2 separate regions of the Homo sapiens genome follow, and region 1 is linked to region 2. Evidence: read pairs that join two places in POLR2A ChIA-PET (ENCODE). Cell type or tissue: A673. All regions are shown on one strand.

The links. Peaks named below come from ENCODE experiments on the same cell type or tissue, not always from the same donor. Only the 100,000 strongest peaks of a DNase experiment are listed, where the experiment ranks them.
Region 1: POLR2A ChIA-PET joins it to region 2 with 7 read pairs; 3 of 35 experiments call an interaction of 5 or more read pairs at or near these places.

What each region holds. Positions count from the first base shown.
Region 1 is chr9:4,685,210-4,689,209 of GRCh38, reverse strand. CDC37L1 (cell division cycle 37 like 1, HSP90 cochaperone) reads right to left here. Exons shown (of 7, transcript NM_017913.4): 3 at 604-697. Among named protein-coding and RNA genes, the nearest start is that of CDC37L1, 7.6 kb to the right of the region's middle. In A673, no CTCF peak of the experiment used is centred here; no DNase peak of the experiment used is centred here; H3K27ac peaks cover 1,393 bases.
Region 2 is chr9:4,577,299-4,581,298 of GRCh38, reverse strand. All of the region lies in intron 10 of SLC1A1 (solute carrier family 1 member 1), which reads right to left. Among named protein-coding and RNA genes, the nearest start is that of PLPP6, 83 kb to the left of the region's middle. In A673, no CTCF peak of the experiment used is centred here; no DNase peak of the experiment used is centred here.

The DNA of each region.
Region 1 (4,000 bases), 110 kb before region 2:
TTGCTGTTGGCTTGCCTCCCTTATACATGAAAAACTCCTATCTGTTCCTTGAAATCAAGCTCAGATGCTGGCTCCTCTGGGAAGCCTTCACTTGTATCAACCCCCCTCTTACCCTTTTTCCCCAATAGAAAAAACCTATTTTTCAGTTCTTTATATATACATTTCTATTACTATATTTATCTGAGTAACAGTTCAAGGATCTGCCTGAATTATAAAGCATCATATCCAAAACCTGAAAAAAAATGAATAATCTTTAAAACATAAGATAATCAGATTCCAAGGAAGCAAAGAGGAAAAAGAAAAAAGCAAAGACTACTTAGGAAATGGAAAGAGGCTATGGAATACATAAAGTTGTCTTAAAGGTAGTACACTATATAATAATACTTTTGCTTCTCTTTACCATTTGGTTTGCTCTGTCAATTAATTTTATTTATAACCAAAAAAAAAAAAAATTCTAAAACAAGATCTATACAGCTGTGCCAGAAGCTACAAAATTGGAGTTTGCCACTTTTCTTTTTGGCTCTCTTTTTATAAATCCATTTTTTGCACATGTACATATGATACCAAACATTACAAAGAAGGAAATCCAAGTAGTAGACTTACCAAAATGTCTGATTTTTTGCTCATATTTTTGCATAAATGATTCTGATTTATCTTCATCTTCTGTGTCTTTTCTTTTATCTTGATTAATAAAACTCTAAGAAAAAATTTTAGAAATTTAAATCAGATTTTAAATTCTAATTGAATCTTCTTTCTCAGATACTGAATATCTAGCAATTCTTCCTATAGACAATATATGTGGTATAGTATCATACTGATATTACATGATTAAATTCATCTGGTAAACTATTTTTAAAAATTAAAATTTTCTTGTATGGGAGTCTTATTAATTTTGTTTAAAATGATGTATGAGGCCGGGTGTGGTGGCTCACGCCTGTAATCCCAGCACTTTGGGAGGCCGAGGCGGGTGGATCACGAGGTCAGGAGTTCAAGACCAGCCTGGCCAACATAGTGAAACCCCGTCTCTACTAAAAATACAAAAAATAGCTGGGCATGGTGGTGGATGCCTGTAATCCCGGCTACTCGGGAGGCTGAGGCAGGAGAATCTTGCGTGAACCCAGGAGGCAGAGGTTGTAGTGAGCTGAGATCATGCCACTGCACTCCAGCCCAGGCGACAGAACAAGACTCCATCTCACAAAAAAATACATACGATATATGTGTGGATATAGGTTCATCTTAGAAATCATACAGAAAAACAACTGAATTAACCTTTTTGGTAAGCTGAATTTCCCAATTAAAAGCAGGTATAGAAACATCCTTTATATTTTATATGCATAGTTTACTTGTGCATTATTTAATTCCTATAAATATTTGCAACTCTTGCCTAATCTTTCGAGTTCTTGCTGGAAATAAACTCAGAAATTCAAAGCACATAGAGAATAAATGATATTTACCGTAAATTCTTTATTAAGACATAAACAAGAAATAGACTGTTGTTGTTGCGTGTCTTTTTTTTTTTTTTTTTTTTTTTGAGATGGGGTCTTGCTCTGTCACCCAGGCTGGAGTACAGTGGCACAATCATAGCTCACTGCAGCCTCAACCTCTTGGGGTCAAGTGATCCTCCCACCTTAGCCTCCAGAGTAGCTGGGACTACAGGTGTGAGCCACCATACCCAGCTAATTTTTAAATTTTTTGTAGAGACGTGGTCTTGCTATGTTGCCCAGGCTGGTCTTGAACTCGTGGGTTCAAGCAATCCCTTCACCTTGGCCTTCCAACGTGCTGGGATTATAGGCATGAGCCACTGTGCCTGGCCCTTTGTTGCATTTCTAATAAACTTCTTAGAAGAGACCAAACAGTTTGATTTTTAAAGTCAAGTACAAATTTCTATTAAGGAAGTACTTATTTTCAGTTAAATAAGTCATAAAATATACCAAGAATAAAGTTTGTATCTAGCTAGAAAAACTGGCAGAAGTTTCTTAGAACATTCTGTGATCATATTTATACCCCGTTATCATCACTGCCAAAAATAAAAATTGCAAACTAGATCACTGCCAGTTTATAATCAGGAAGCACTCAAAAGTTTACATATTTCAAAATAAAAGATTTTTTCTTCATGCAGTCTGACATCTAGACCAGCACTGTCCAATAGAAATACAATCCAAGTCACAAATGTAATTTAAAGTTTTCTATTAGCCACGTTAAAAAGCAAAAAGAAACAGATGACATTAATAAATTATTTTATTTATCTTAACATATCCAGCCTATTATCATTTCAACATGTAAGCAATACAAAACAATTATTAATATTTTACTTTTTTTGGCACTACATCATTGGAATCTGGTGTGTATTTTACACTTACAGCACATCTCAATTCGGACTAGCCACATTTCAAGCACTCAATAGCACATGTGGCTAGTGGCTATCAAGTTGGATAGTGCAGATCTAGACCAGTCCTCTCAAGTCTCAAGCTCCCAGACAAAACCAGTGTAGGATTTTGAGCAAATGACTGGAACATAAAGATAGTCCTAATTAATTTGTGAGATAAATGTAGGCTGTCTTAGAACCTTAGAACCTAAGTTTAAAGAAATAATTAAAAGCAGAGACAAAATGAAAATATTTTCTTTGTGACCACTGTGTTAAAGAAGAGACATTAACTTTACAAAACAAGAAATATTACTTTGAACATTCCTTCTGGAAGAAAAAAAATTATTTTCAATAGTTTTGGGATATAAATGCAGAACAGAAAATAACACAAGATGCACCCCTTAAAACAATATATACAGATATAGCAAATGACTCAGATAAAGAATGATCCCATTGTGGAGGGGGAGAAAAAGTATATATAAATTAGTACAGGCACAGAGAAAGTCGAGAAAGATATGACTCACTGTTAAAGTACTGATAGGGCTAGTGGCGATGTACACTTATCTGTGTGTGTTACTGACTGCTGTAGCAGAACTAGAGCTGGTCCAGGGAAAGGCAATTAAAAAAGTTCATGAGAGTGGGTGAAAGCAGATGCCAAGAGGACAATTAAGAAGTTTGAGATGTGTTTCACTGTTGCCCAGGCTGGAGTGTAGTGGCACGATCTCGGTTCACTGCAACCTCTACCTCCTGGGTTCAAGTAATCCTCAAGCCTCAGCCTCCGAAGTAGCTGGGACTAAGGCAATACAGGCACATGCCATCATACTCAGCTAATTTTCGTATTTTTTATAGAGACAGGGTTTCATCATGTCAACCAAACTGGTTTTGAACTCCTGGACTTAAGTGATCTGCCTGCCTTGGCCTCCCAAAGCGCTGGGATTACAGGTGTGGACAACTAAGCCTGGCCTATTTTTCAATAAATATCATTTTATTCCACATTTAAAATACTAGTTCATGAAGTTTTGCCTTTTCTCCCCTTTTCATGCATTTGAAAATCAATCGCTAAAAACTCTAGTTTTCAAATGGAAAACTGAGGTATAAAACCCTGAAGTTTGAAAAACATGAGATTTTAAAAGTCTAAGCCTTCATTCTTAAAGGCACTTAATAAAGGATATTCAACACTTCTCTTTATCTTATCTCTCAATCCCAGAGTCAGGAATTTCTCACATTTAACCCACCACTAAGTTATCAAGTCACTCTACTTATTTTTCCACTTAGTTTCTTCATTTATAAAAAGAAGGTAGTTGCATTAAAGGAACTCTAAAGTAGTGATAATCAGTGTAGGGGGTACAAAATATATGTGGAGGAAAATATTTCATAACTGATATATTTTCCCATCCTTATATCAAATTCTTGTGAATGTTTTTTAATATATGTAATATTTGTTCAGCAGTACATTTATATAAATATGTATTTCAGTCTGGTCACTTAACTGCCTGGAGTCTGCAGCTCTACAGCAAGAGCTTTGAGACTTTTTGACTTTCATAAACTTTTCAAGCACCTTTCATAAACTGTCAAAATTGAACACTGTTTATGGGATTCTGCTGCTTTGCTACCAAATACGCACAACTGGTTTGT
Region 2 (4,000 bases):
GGTACAAAGTTCTTTCCTCACACTGAGGTCCTAGTTTTAGGACCGGCCATTGGACTTGGCTCTCTAAACAGGTTGAAGGATGGCTTGTGACTTGGAGGGAACACAGGTTTTAGTGTCAGACACACCTGGGTGATGTACTTTGGGCTCTACCATTTTACTGATGGCATTTCTTCAGGCAAGTTACTTCTCTGAATCTCAATTCCTTGCCTGTAAGATGGGGACAGTATGTCTACTGCAAGCTGCTGGGAAGATTAAATGAGGTTAATACACGTAAGGCATCTGGGATAGCACTTGTATAGTAGATGCTTAAAAACATGCCATTTCCACACGTATACCTATGTAACAAACCTGCATGTTCTGCACACGTATCCCAGAGCTTAAAGTAAAATAAAACAAAAAACAAACAAAAAGATTAAAAACGTGCCATTTCTGCTGCTACTTCTGCAACAACAGCAGTTGCTGCTAATGCTTCCTCTATTGCTGCTGTCGCTGCTGCCACTGGTATTATTACTACTGCTACTGCAGCAACCAAAACAACAACTATTACAACAACTACTACTACTACTATTACTACTGCTACTTTTTTTTTCTCTCAGCTCTTTCTAGGCCCCAAATCCTACAATTGTCTTTCTTCTTTATTCCTTATACACACACACACACACACACACACACACACACACACACACACACACACACATATATATTTTTTTTTTTTCCAGAGACAAGGTCTCACTCTGTTGCCCAGGCTGGAGTTCAGTGGCATGATCACAGCTCACTGCAGCCTCCACCTATTGGGCTCAAGCGATCTTCTTGCCTCAGCCTCCTGAGTAGCTGAGACCACAGATGCACTCCATAACACCTGGCTAATTTTTGTATTTTTTGTAGAGACGGGGCCTCGCCTTGTTGCTCAGGCTGGTCTCAAACTCCTGGGCTAAAGTGATCCGCCCGCCTTGGCCTCTTAAAGTGCTGATATTACAGGTGTGAGCCTCTGCGCCCTGCTGTATAATTAGCTTTACTTTTCTTTCTTTCTTTTTCTTTTCTCTCTTTCTTTCTTTCTTTCTTTTCTTTGAGATGGAATCTCACTCTGTTGCCTAGGCTAGAGTGCAGTGGCGCCATCTCAGTTCACTGCAACCTCTGCCTCCTGGGCTCAAGCAGTCTGCCCACTTCAGCCTCCTGAGTAGCTGGGACTACAGGCACATGCCACCATGCCTGGCTAATTTTTCTTTTTTAGAATATTTTTGGTAAACATGGGGTTTTGCCATTTTGCCCAGGCTTGTCTCGAACTCCTGGACTCAAGTGATTCACCCACTTAGGTCTCCCAAAGTGCTGGGATTACAGGTCTGAGCCATCGCTTCCGGCCCTAATTATTTTTATAAGACAATTTATCCTTTTTTTTTCCATTTTGACACATATTCTCACACAATTTTCAATCCGTTGTAACCTTTGAGTATTATGATAAAGCCACAAAAGGGTATGTTTTGGGTAGATGGTACCTATGTTTCTTTGATGTCCAGTCCACAGAAATATACTTTGGGTCTAAAAATCTCTTTAACCATTAGTCACATGAACTATAATGGTAACTGTCAAGCAAAACCAACTTTTATTATTTTCCATGTAGAGCCAGTGAGGATTTTTAATTTTAAGCCAATGATTACTTTGGGCCTCACAGTTGTTATTGGCTCTGGGCCAGTAGTTTTCAGCAAATCTGATTTAAGAATATACCAGAGGTAGCCGGAGAGGCTTTAATGAGAATTGACTATTTAGCTTCTAGGCCCAGAGTTCATTCCTCTGGCAGTGAGATTAAAAAAATGATTAGAAAGATCTAGAAAACTTACAACCAAAAAAGAGGGAGGGATTTCATCACAAAGTGTCAAATACACAAAAGAATAGGCACTTCATAAACCACTCCTTGGAAATCAGTTCAGTGAAGACTGGGTTCCACAGCCCAGGGTGAGGGAAGTGGGAAAAAACCCTTGGAAATGTAAAAGTAACAACTGTTGGAAGCACAGGGGTGGTTGTGGAGCAGAAACTTTTTCAGGCATGATTCAAGGTTTCAATTTTGACATACCCTCTGCTGTTATAATTACAGGACTTTGCTCAATCTCTTTGGCACAGGCTTCTTTAGCCGCTAACACTTTTTATAGATTACACAGCATTGGGATAGTTCCCCAGCTGGTGTGCCAAATGGTGTATTTTGCACTTGTCTTCAGCCAACAGAAATACTTTGCGATTTAGGGTTGGGGAGGATTTAAAAAATGCATTGTATTAGAACATTGTTAGTTAACAAACTCTGATTTTATCCCTAGAATTTATGTTTAGGCTGGGACACAAGAATGAATTAACTCTAAAAAGTTCAGATTCAACCTTGAGCAGGCCTAGGGACCAGTTTAGTCTTAAACTTCCATTCTAAACTGAACAAAAGTCTTCAGGTTAACTCTAATCCCAGCCTATCACTCTAACATAGTGCTGTCCAAAAGAACTTTCTGCAATGATGAAACTATTCTGTGTCTGTGCTATCCAATTCAGTGGGCCACATGGCTAGTGGTTACCATATTGAATAGTGCTGTCCTAGAGAAACAAATCTGGCAAAATCCACTAATGACAGTTCTACCATCTACTTGGGCAGACAATGTCTATCCTCATTTCACTAGAATTCTCTGCAGCTTCTGACTCTGTGGACCATTTCACCCTTGAAAATCTCTCTTTTCTGGGTTTCCATGATACCAAGGTTTACTGGCTTCCCTCCCATCTCTCTGTCCTTCTCCCTCTCCCTCTTGGGTTTTCCCTTCTCTACCTGCTTCTAGTATTAGGATTTTTCCAAGCCTCAGTCCTTAATCTCCTTCTCTTCTCTGCAAACTCTCCCTACGTCATGTCATCCATTTTCAACATTCACTGAGTACTCACTACATAGGCACAGTTATAAACATTTTATATGCATATTACTTAATTGCCACTACTTGAATAAGTTGTAGGTACTATTATTCATTTTACAGATGAGAAAACAGAAGTTTAAAAATTCAAGTCACTTGCCCAAGATCACAGCTAATCATGATGTAGCCGCGATTCCAATACAAGCAATAACTTGTGACTTACACATTTGAAGACCATTATTAAGCCCATGTTCCTGATGTCTGTATCTGCAGCCAGACCTATATTTCTCATTGCATATGTGCAACTGGAAGTCTTAAAGGCATTTCAAATTCAATCTGTCAAAAAGTATTTACTATTTATCTTTCCCACCTATATGTGCTTCTCTTACACTCGTTCCTGTTCTGGTAAGCCCCACCCACCAATTTAGAATCATCTGCCAATCCTGGGAGTCATCCTGGCATTCCCTCGCCTTTCACCCTGAATCCAGCTGATGCTTCTTCAATTCATTAGCTCTTCTCCAACCTCAGTGTCAGTGCCTTCTAATACCCTGCCTGGACTTCTGCAGTGGTCTCCTAACTGGTTTCCTAGATTTGGTCCCTGCTCCCATCCAATATATCTTCCATATTGCTGCTTATCTTTGTAAAATGCAAATCTGCCGGGCGTGGTGGCTCACACCTATAATCCCGGCACTTTGGGAGTCTGAGGTGGGCAAATCACCTGAGGTCAGGAGTTCAAGACCAGCCTGGCCAACATGGTGAAACCCATCTCTACTAAAAATTCAAAAATTAGCCAGGTGTGGTGGTGCACGCCTGTAGTCCCAGCTACTCAGGAGGCTGAGGCAGGAGAATTGCTTGAACCCTGGAGGCGGAGGTTGTGGTGAGCCGAGATTGTGCCACTGCACTCCAGCCTGGGCGACAGAGCAAAACTCCATCTCAAAAAATAAATAAATACATAAAATGCAAATCTGTCCATAATATGACAAAGCATCTAAGAGCTTTCCACAAGCTCTTCGTACAAAACCTTTCATGACATGACCCCTGCCTCCTCATTCGTTTAAACATAAAGGAATGTTTATGTATCCTTTATGCCAGCCATAGCAAGAAATCTGTATGCTGTAACTAGCCCATGG